2 separate regions of the Homo sapiens genome follow, and region 2 is linked to region 1. The links are chromatin contacts, found by Hi-C in ENCODE. All regions are on one chromosome and are shown on one strand. Each heading gives the region's core, a stretch centred on a gene start or an enhancer-like site at or near the end of the contact. The rest is flanking DNA. Distances are from core to core; before and after follow the strand shown.

The links. Hi-C counts contacts between places; a loop is a spot of excess contacts on that map. Pooled maps may share reads with other maps.
Region 2: a loop to region 1 is called in a pooled map, with 9 times the contacts of the local background. The contact joins the promoter of M6PR here to the promoter of MAGOHB in region 1. A Hi-C loop is called at or near these places in 12 of 50 pooled maps.

Annotation. Positions count from the first base shown.
Region 1 is chr12:10,611,787-10,615,172 of GRCh38, forward strand. MAGOHB (mago homolog B, exon junction complex subunit) reads right to left here and starts at 1,823. Exons shown (of 5, transcript NM_018048.5): 1 at 1,653-1,823. The coding sequence starts at 1,746. RefSeq lists enhancers at 880-1,759, 1,544-1,943, 1,760-2,637.
Region 2 is chr12:8,948,141-8,951,526 of GRCh38, forward strand. M6PR (mannose-6-phosphate receptor, cation dependent) reads right to left here and starts at 1,505. Exons shown (of 7, transcript NM_002355.4): 1 at 1,348-1,505. It also overlaps a transcript of KLRG1 not described here. RefSeq lists enhancers at 769-1,674, 1,675-2,579, 2,078-2,207 and a silencer at 1,885-2,099.

The DNA.
Region 1 (3,386 bases), core at 573-3,072:
CGTCTTCGGGAGGCTCAATATCACCAATGGAAGTATGTGTAACAGTGTAGTGGCAGATACATTGATTAGAACCACTGTTCTAGCATAAAACTTCCCTGATAATATTCAGGTACTTAATTCATGTGACCTGCTAAAAGTGATAGGGACAAGCTTGATGGTGTTCGCAGGCAGAGGAACTGAAAATAATACTACATAAAGAATAGATGAATTCAGGTAAATTTAGCTGAATTTATGGGGACGGTAAGGTTAAATACAGTGATTAAGGTTTCTAAATAATTGCAGGGCTGGCCCGGTGGCTCATGCTTGTAATCCCAGGACTGTGGGTGGCTGACGCTGGTGGATCCCTTGACCTCAGGGGTTTGAAGCCAGCCTGGGCAACATGGGGAAACCCATCTCTACAAAAAATAACATAACATAACATAACATAACATAACATAACATAACATAACATAACATAACATAATTAGCTGGGTGAGGTGGCGTGGGCCTGTATTCCCAGCACCTCGGCAGGCTGAGGTGAGGGATCACTTGCACTAGGGAGGGGGAGGTTGCAGTGAGCTGAGATCGTGCCACTGCACTCAGATCTGGGTGACAGAGTGAGACCTTGTTTCAAAATAATAATAATAATAATAATTGCAGGACTGTAGTTAACGTGAGTTCTGCCTGAAATGCTTGATACTCTTCTCCTTTCCTAATATACGTTCCTTCTCTAATTTTTTATTCTTGCTCTCACAGAACATTGTCCAAAGCCTGCTTATAGGACTTAATATGCATACTGCTTTATAGTTAAATGTCTGTGCCTCCCACCAAGACAAATCTGCTTTAGTTAAATTTGTCTTACTCATTACTGTACCTTAAAATTTTGTATTTGCTTGTTGTCCAGCACAAAACGTGCATTCAAAAAAACCCAAAAAATATATATCCAAATGAACTTTCTTGTTGCAGGTAGGCAAGATCAATGTAACATTCTCTAAGGATAGCGCTGTCAGAAAACACACTGTTGCACACTACTTGGGTAGCAGTTTCACCTCATCCTCTGCTCATACTGCTCTGGAAGTCTGTTTTTTTCTCTCAAAGGCCAAGTCTCTCATTTCGAGACTCATCTCAAGAGTGCCGTCCTCTAAGAAGATCTTCCTGACTCCCTCCTGTGGAACTTTACCTCTCCCCTCTTGCTTGGTACTCTTCATGCGTCCTATGGTGAACAATTACACGTAAACACCTAAAACATATTATTATTCTCATTTGTTAACACGTTGGGCTCCTCCCCTTCAAAGAAAACACACAGCCTAAATGAAAAAAAGGTACTGGTCACCACAAGATTTTATTCATCCACTGGACCACCCGCTGGTGGGGGTGTTTTCAAAAAAGTGCTAGCATTTTCAATCAGGGCGACGATCTAGAGTCCCTTCTGGTGCACTGTTACAGAATTCTGATTACTGTAGGTTCAACTTTTCAGTTTGTGACAGGATTAGCTTTAATTTATTGCAATTAATTCTCTTTCATTTATAAAACCAACTTATGCCTCCTCTATTCTTAAGCTCCTATTTCCTTCGAGGGAAGCAGTGGCCTCCGCCGCCTGTACCCTCCACACCACCCGGCCTCTCGGTCTCGCTCCCCTTTCCCAGCACCGCGTGCCGTGGGCCTCTTCTCACCGTCCGGCCGAAATTCGAACTCCAGAAACTCGTGCCCAAACTTGCCCTTGTGCCCTACGTAGTAGCGCAGGTAGAAATCGCTAGCCACAGCCATTTTTGTACCCGGGAAGCCCGCCGAAAACGCAGCCAACGTGTCCCCCGGCGCCTTGCAGTGACGTCATCGCGCGGAATAAGTGCGTCACCACAGGCGCTTCTCTTCCTCCTGCAGTGCAGCCCTAGACTAAAGCGTGAAAGCCGAGTATCGCGTGAGAGTCCGGAGGCGCTGAAGGGAGGGTCGCAGCGCCGTGACTTTCGCTTTACTAGGAATGGAGGCACATTGTTTTCAAAATAAAGATTACATTATACTAGCAAAGATTAGAAATGTGAGCATATGATAGTCTTTTTTATGGACTTAGAGCTAAAGGTTTGCAAGTCACTTTTACTTTTCTGGTCTCCCAATCCTTGCGGCGTTTGTGAGGTGGGTGTGGCTCTATGCCCCCTTTAACTGTGAGCTAAATAAAGATAAAGCTTAGAATCGAAATGGCAGACCGGGAATATAAACTATTTTTCTTACTTAATTTCTAACAGGGTGCTTTCCCTTTGGATAGCGATTGGTAGTTACCCGGGACCTCTAAGCCTATAATAATAGAGACAAAGTCAAAGGAATCCAACTCTTAAAACCCTCACACCCCCCACACCTGAAAAACCCTGACAGTCACCGTGCTTTTTTTAACAGCAGAACTTCTAAGGTTCTTAATTCATTCAATAAGGGTTAACTTTTAGTAGCCTGTGAAGTTTTGGCAATTTGACTTACGATACAATAATGGTTTAGCCCATTATTGTTTCTCGCCAGATAGAATTAAATTGGGGGAATGAAAGAATGCTCCAGTGTGGCGTAGTTTTTAAGGTAAGGGAAAGACTTTTACACAAAGTTTCCTTTTCAGATATTATTGATCACCCTTTTGTTATCAACACACAGAGTAATCCTATCTGTCGGTTGACAACCTTCAGTGATTTTTAGTAGAAAGTGGTGGAGAGAAGACCTGGGATTCAATCCCAACACTTAACAGCTAACTAACCTCGGGCAAGTGACTATCTCTAAGCCTGTTTGTTCATCAGCCTAATGCATATACAGCAATCTACATTGCCAAGCTCACAGAATTCTTGAGAGATCTAATGAGATAATATGTAAAATAAGCTTTAAATTTTATAAAACATTAGTTTTAACAAACATTTCCTATGTGACAGTTTGAAACTAGAAATAAGCCATTTGATCTGGTAGTCTAGAAAAGAAAGCAAACACGTAAGGCGAATACCAGCACAAGGGAGCAATTGCTATAATTAAGAATATATGTGCCATCCTGGCCAGCATGGTGAAACCCCGTCTCTATTAAAAATACAAAAAAATTAGCTGGGCGTGGTGGCGCGTGCCTGTAATACCAGATACGCGGGAGGCTGAGGCAGGAGAATTGCTTGAACCCTGGAGGCAGAGGTTTCAGTGAGCTGAGATCGTGCCACTGCATTCCAGCCTGGGCAACAAGAGCGAAACTCTGTCTCAAAAAAAAAAAAAAAAAAAAAAGAAAAAGAAAAGAAAGCCTATATGTGGCCGGGCGCAGTGGCTCATGCCTGTAATCCCAGCACTTTGGGAGGCCAAAGGGGGCAAATCACCCGAGGTCAGGAGTTCAAGACCAGCCTGGCCAACATGGCAAAACCTTGTCTTTACTAAAAATACAAAAATTAGCCAGGTTTGGTGGC
Region 2 (3,386 bases), core at 255-2,754, 1.7 Mb before region 1:
CCTCAGCCATTAGCTGAGTTGAACTATCTTTCATTTGCTTATTATTCAAAAAGTTAGGATAATAAATTTATACTGTATTCTTCTTTCCTGCTTAAGGCTTGTCTTTAAATTTAAGCTGCTTCTCTTTAATTCAGTGGCATATGCGCTAAATGTTTTCCCTAGATTATGTTCATTCATCTTCACAACCCAGAAAATAGGTATAATTTTTCATACTTCACAGATGAGAAAACTGATGCTTTACAGAATTACTTGTTAAATTACTTGCTGTACATTACACAGATATTAAATGTGTGTGAAGTTACTGGGGCAATTTAGACGATTCGTGGCATAAAGATAACTGCTGGAAAACTTATAAACATAGGGGTGCAACAATCAGGAAGAGAATGAAATGGAAGGGCCCAGTAGCCCCCTTTTAATATGCTACAATTAGATTCTCAAGGTACAAGAGTTTGTCTATATACTTTGGAAATAAGGAGCAGGATTTTATGATCTTGAAAAATCTTTCAGTTTTCTTATTCTCTAACGACAGATCTATTTTATTTGGCAATGCTAAAAATTATCCTTTATTAGGGTGGCCAATGACTAAGCCAGCAACTGGGAAGCAGCTTACACCACTGGGCCTCTGTAGCACTCACTTCCCCATCTGTTAAGACAGCCATGGCCATTTACCAGTGGAATTTCTACTGTCTTCCCGCTGGCTCCTTTCTGATGTAGCAGTCCTTATCCCTTTTTCTCCAGCAGCCTACATGTTTAGAAAAGCAGCCTCAATTGGCTAAAAGGCCTAATGCTGAAAGAACTCAAGAGAGAAGGAGCCTCAGACAAGTAGCGGCTATGTCCCAAGAGCGGAAGCTCCCCACAACGAGGAACACAAGATAATCCGTCCATCAGCCATTCTTATCCACACCACAGTCGCATCCCCCTCAAAGCTCTCCCAGGGTGCCAGAAATTCTCGCTCTGTCTAGTGTCCCGACTTTCCAAGCGCTTGTAGCCATACCCTCTCCAAATGATGCCACTTGACCTCCCACCGTGATGCAGGCCAAAATTCCTCCTACAAATAAATCCACCAACACCTCCAACGGACTCCATACTTGGGGTATTTTCCTTTCCCTGCTTTCTAAATATCGTAAATCCCCTCTCTGGTCTTGGAAGTCCTTTCTCCCTCACACCTTTCGGAACTCCGTGACTCTCCGCTCTCATGCCTCCGCCTCCATTCTACCCTTAGGGCTCCTCAGCCAGATCTTTGGCTAGAACCATGGTCAAGGGAGAATGCGATTCCGGCTCCTGTCACAGACGCTTAAGTGTGAGCGCAACCCAGCCCGCCTCCTCCTCCACGCCCCTCACACTCACGTGTCGTGGGAAACTGGAGTAGCCAAAGCTCAGAATCCCCAGTGAATACCCTTCTGGGGATGGGAGACGGGGCCAGCTAGGGGCCGGCCGCAGACCCCGGTCCCAGAGCTAGTTTCAGAGGCCAGCGTTCCCCCTAGCGCCTCGCTGTGCCCCACTCTGGGAACCGGAAACAGGAAGCGCCAAGAGGCCGCTGGGCAACCGCTCCTCCCACCAGACCCCGCGGCATGTGACCATAGAACCATTTCGCCCCTTTCCCCTTCCCGGGCTCCCTGATAATCTTAAACTCTGATTGGCCAGTATTCTGGGACTTTAGCTCCGCCCTCGTTCCATCAGCTCCAATCACTATCGAGGTTGTCGTTTCGCCTTTTCTGGTTGCCTTTCTTTCAATGGGGTCCCAGAGTCCCGCTTCCAGGGCCTCTCGGCTCGCGCACCCCGGTCACGCGGGGTCACGCGCCTGACCGCTCCCGGGTAGGGTTCGAGTGAAGAGGGTGAGAGGGGCAGGTGGCGGAAGCGGAAGTTACGCAGGCAGCTCGCCCTCGGGCTCCGCGGGAGTTGTAGTTCTCACGCTAGGTCTCCTCCGGGCGCTTCCCTAGCCCGTTCGCCGCCTGAGAGGGACGCTGTTCCGCCGCGTGGAAGCTTCGAGTCTCGACTCCACTGTTGACCCCTAGACGAGAGTAGTGCAGCGACGGGGCCGTGATGTGCGTCCTGGCTTTCTTAACGACACCTCTCCTCTGTATTTCCTTTTTCCAGTTGAGTACCTTGGGGTGAATTATTATTGTTACTGTTATCTCTGTCGTTCCTTACTGCTTCGTGGTATTTTGCTTGATAAGCATGCTCTGCAACCACCTCTGTTCGCCAGAGGTTACTTCTGCAAAGTAGGAAGAAACGAGCAATACGATGGTAATCTTTGCGCCTTTGCTAAGATCTTTTGTAGGTTCCTTATGTCTTACTAGCCACTTGTTGAAGTCCTGCTCATTCTTAAACTCTGTTCAGATGTTATTTTTCCTGTAACTTCGTGCATTCACTCTCTTCAGAATTAACAATTTCTTCCTGTGGACCCTCGCTTGTGGCTTGTACCTGGCTTTAGCATGTTTTCATTCCGCTTCCACTCTTACGTTGCTTCTATGTGTGCCTCTCTGGCTCTATGCAGGTGCCTGGATTTTTGATTCTTACCCCTCTCATTAGAACTACTACAGTGTTTTGAGTCTAATAATAATAAAAGCTAACGGATGCATATCTCGGTGGTGCCCGGCACTTTTGTAAGTGCTTTAAACGATAGTTAATTCACTTGGTCTTCACACCAACCTTATGAGGAAGTATCTTATCCCAAGTTTACAGATGAGTAAATTAAAGCAGATAGAAGCTAAGTAACACCGTGGGTCCCAAGCTATTAAGTTATGGAGCCAGTATTTAAATAGTCTCCATAATCCATGCTCTCAAGCACTACGCTTTACCGACTGTATGCCATTCTGCATTTCTTTGTTTATTAGTAATACATTCAGTTCAGGCTAGGTAGTAATCATATCTGGGTTGGATGTTGCCCCAATAAAAAAAAAAATTAAATTTTTTTCTTCCTGAAAATGAAAGTAATTTGTGATCAGATAACACAGAAAACAACAAAACAAAAATCATACATAAACTCACCAGGAGGGTGTGTATTTCCTTCATGAATATATGTTGTTTCCTTTTTTCAAAAATGTATCAGTCCCACACTGTGGCTCATGCCCGTAATCCCAGCACTTTGGGATTCCGGGGCAGAAGGATCACTTGAGGTCAGGAATTCAAGACTAGCCTGGGCAACATAGTGAGACCCCTTCTTTCAAAAAAAAAAATCAGCTGGGCTTGGTGGTGCACACCTGTAGTCCCAGCTGCTTGGGAGCCTGAGGCTGGAAGATTGCTTGAGCCTGGGAGTTGGAGGCTGCAGTGAGCTATGGTCTTGCCACTACCCTCCAGCCTTGGTGATAGAGTGAGAACCTATCTCAAAAAGATATGTATGTATCAAATATTTTTCCATATCCTTGACTTTACAAATAAACTTT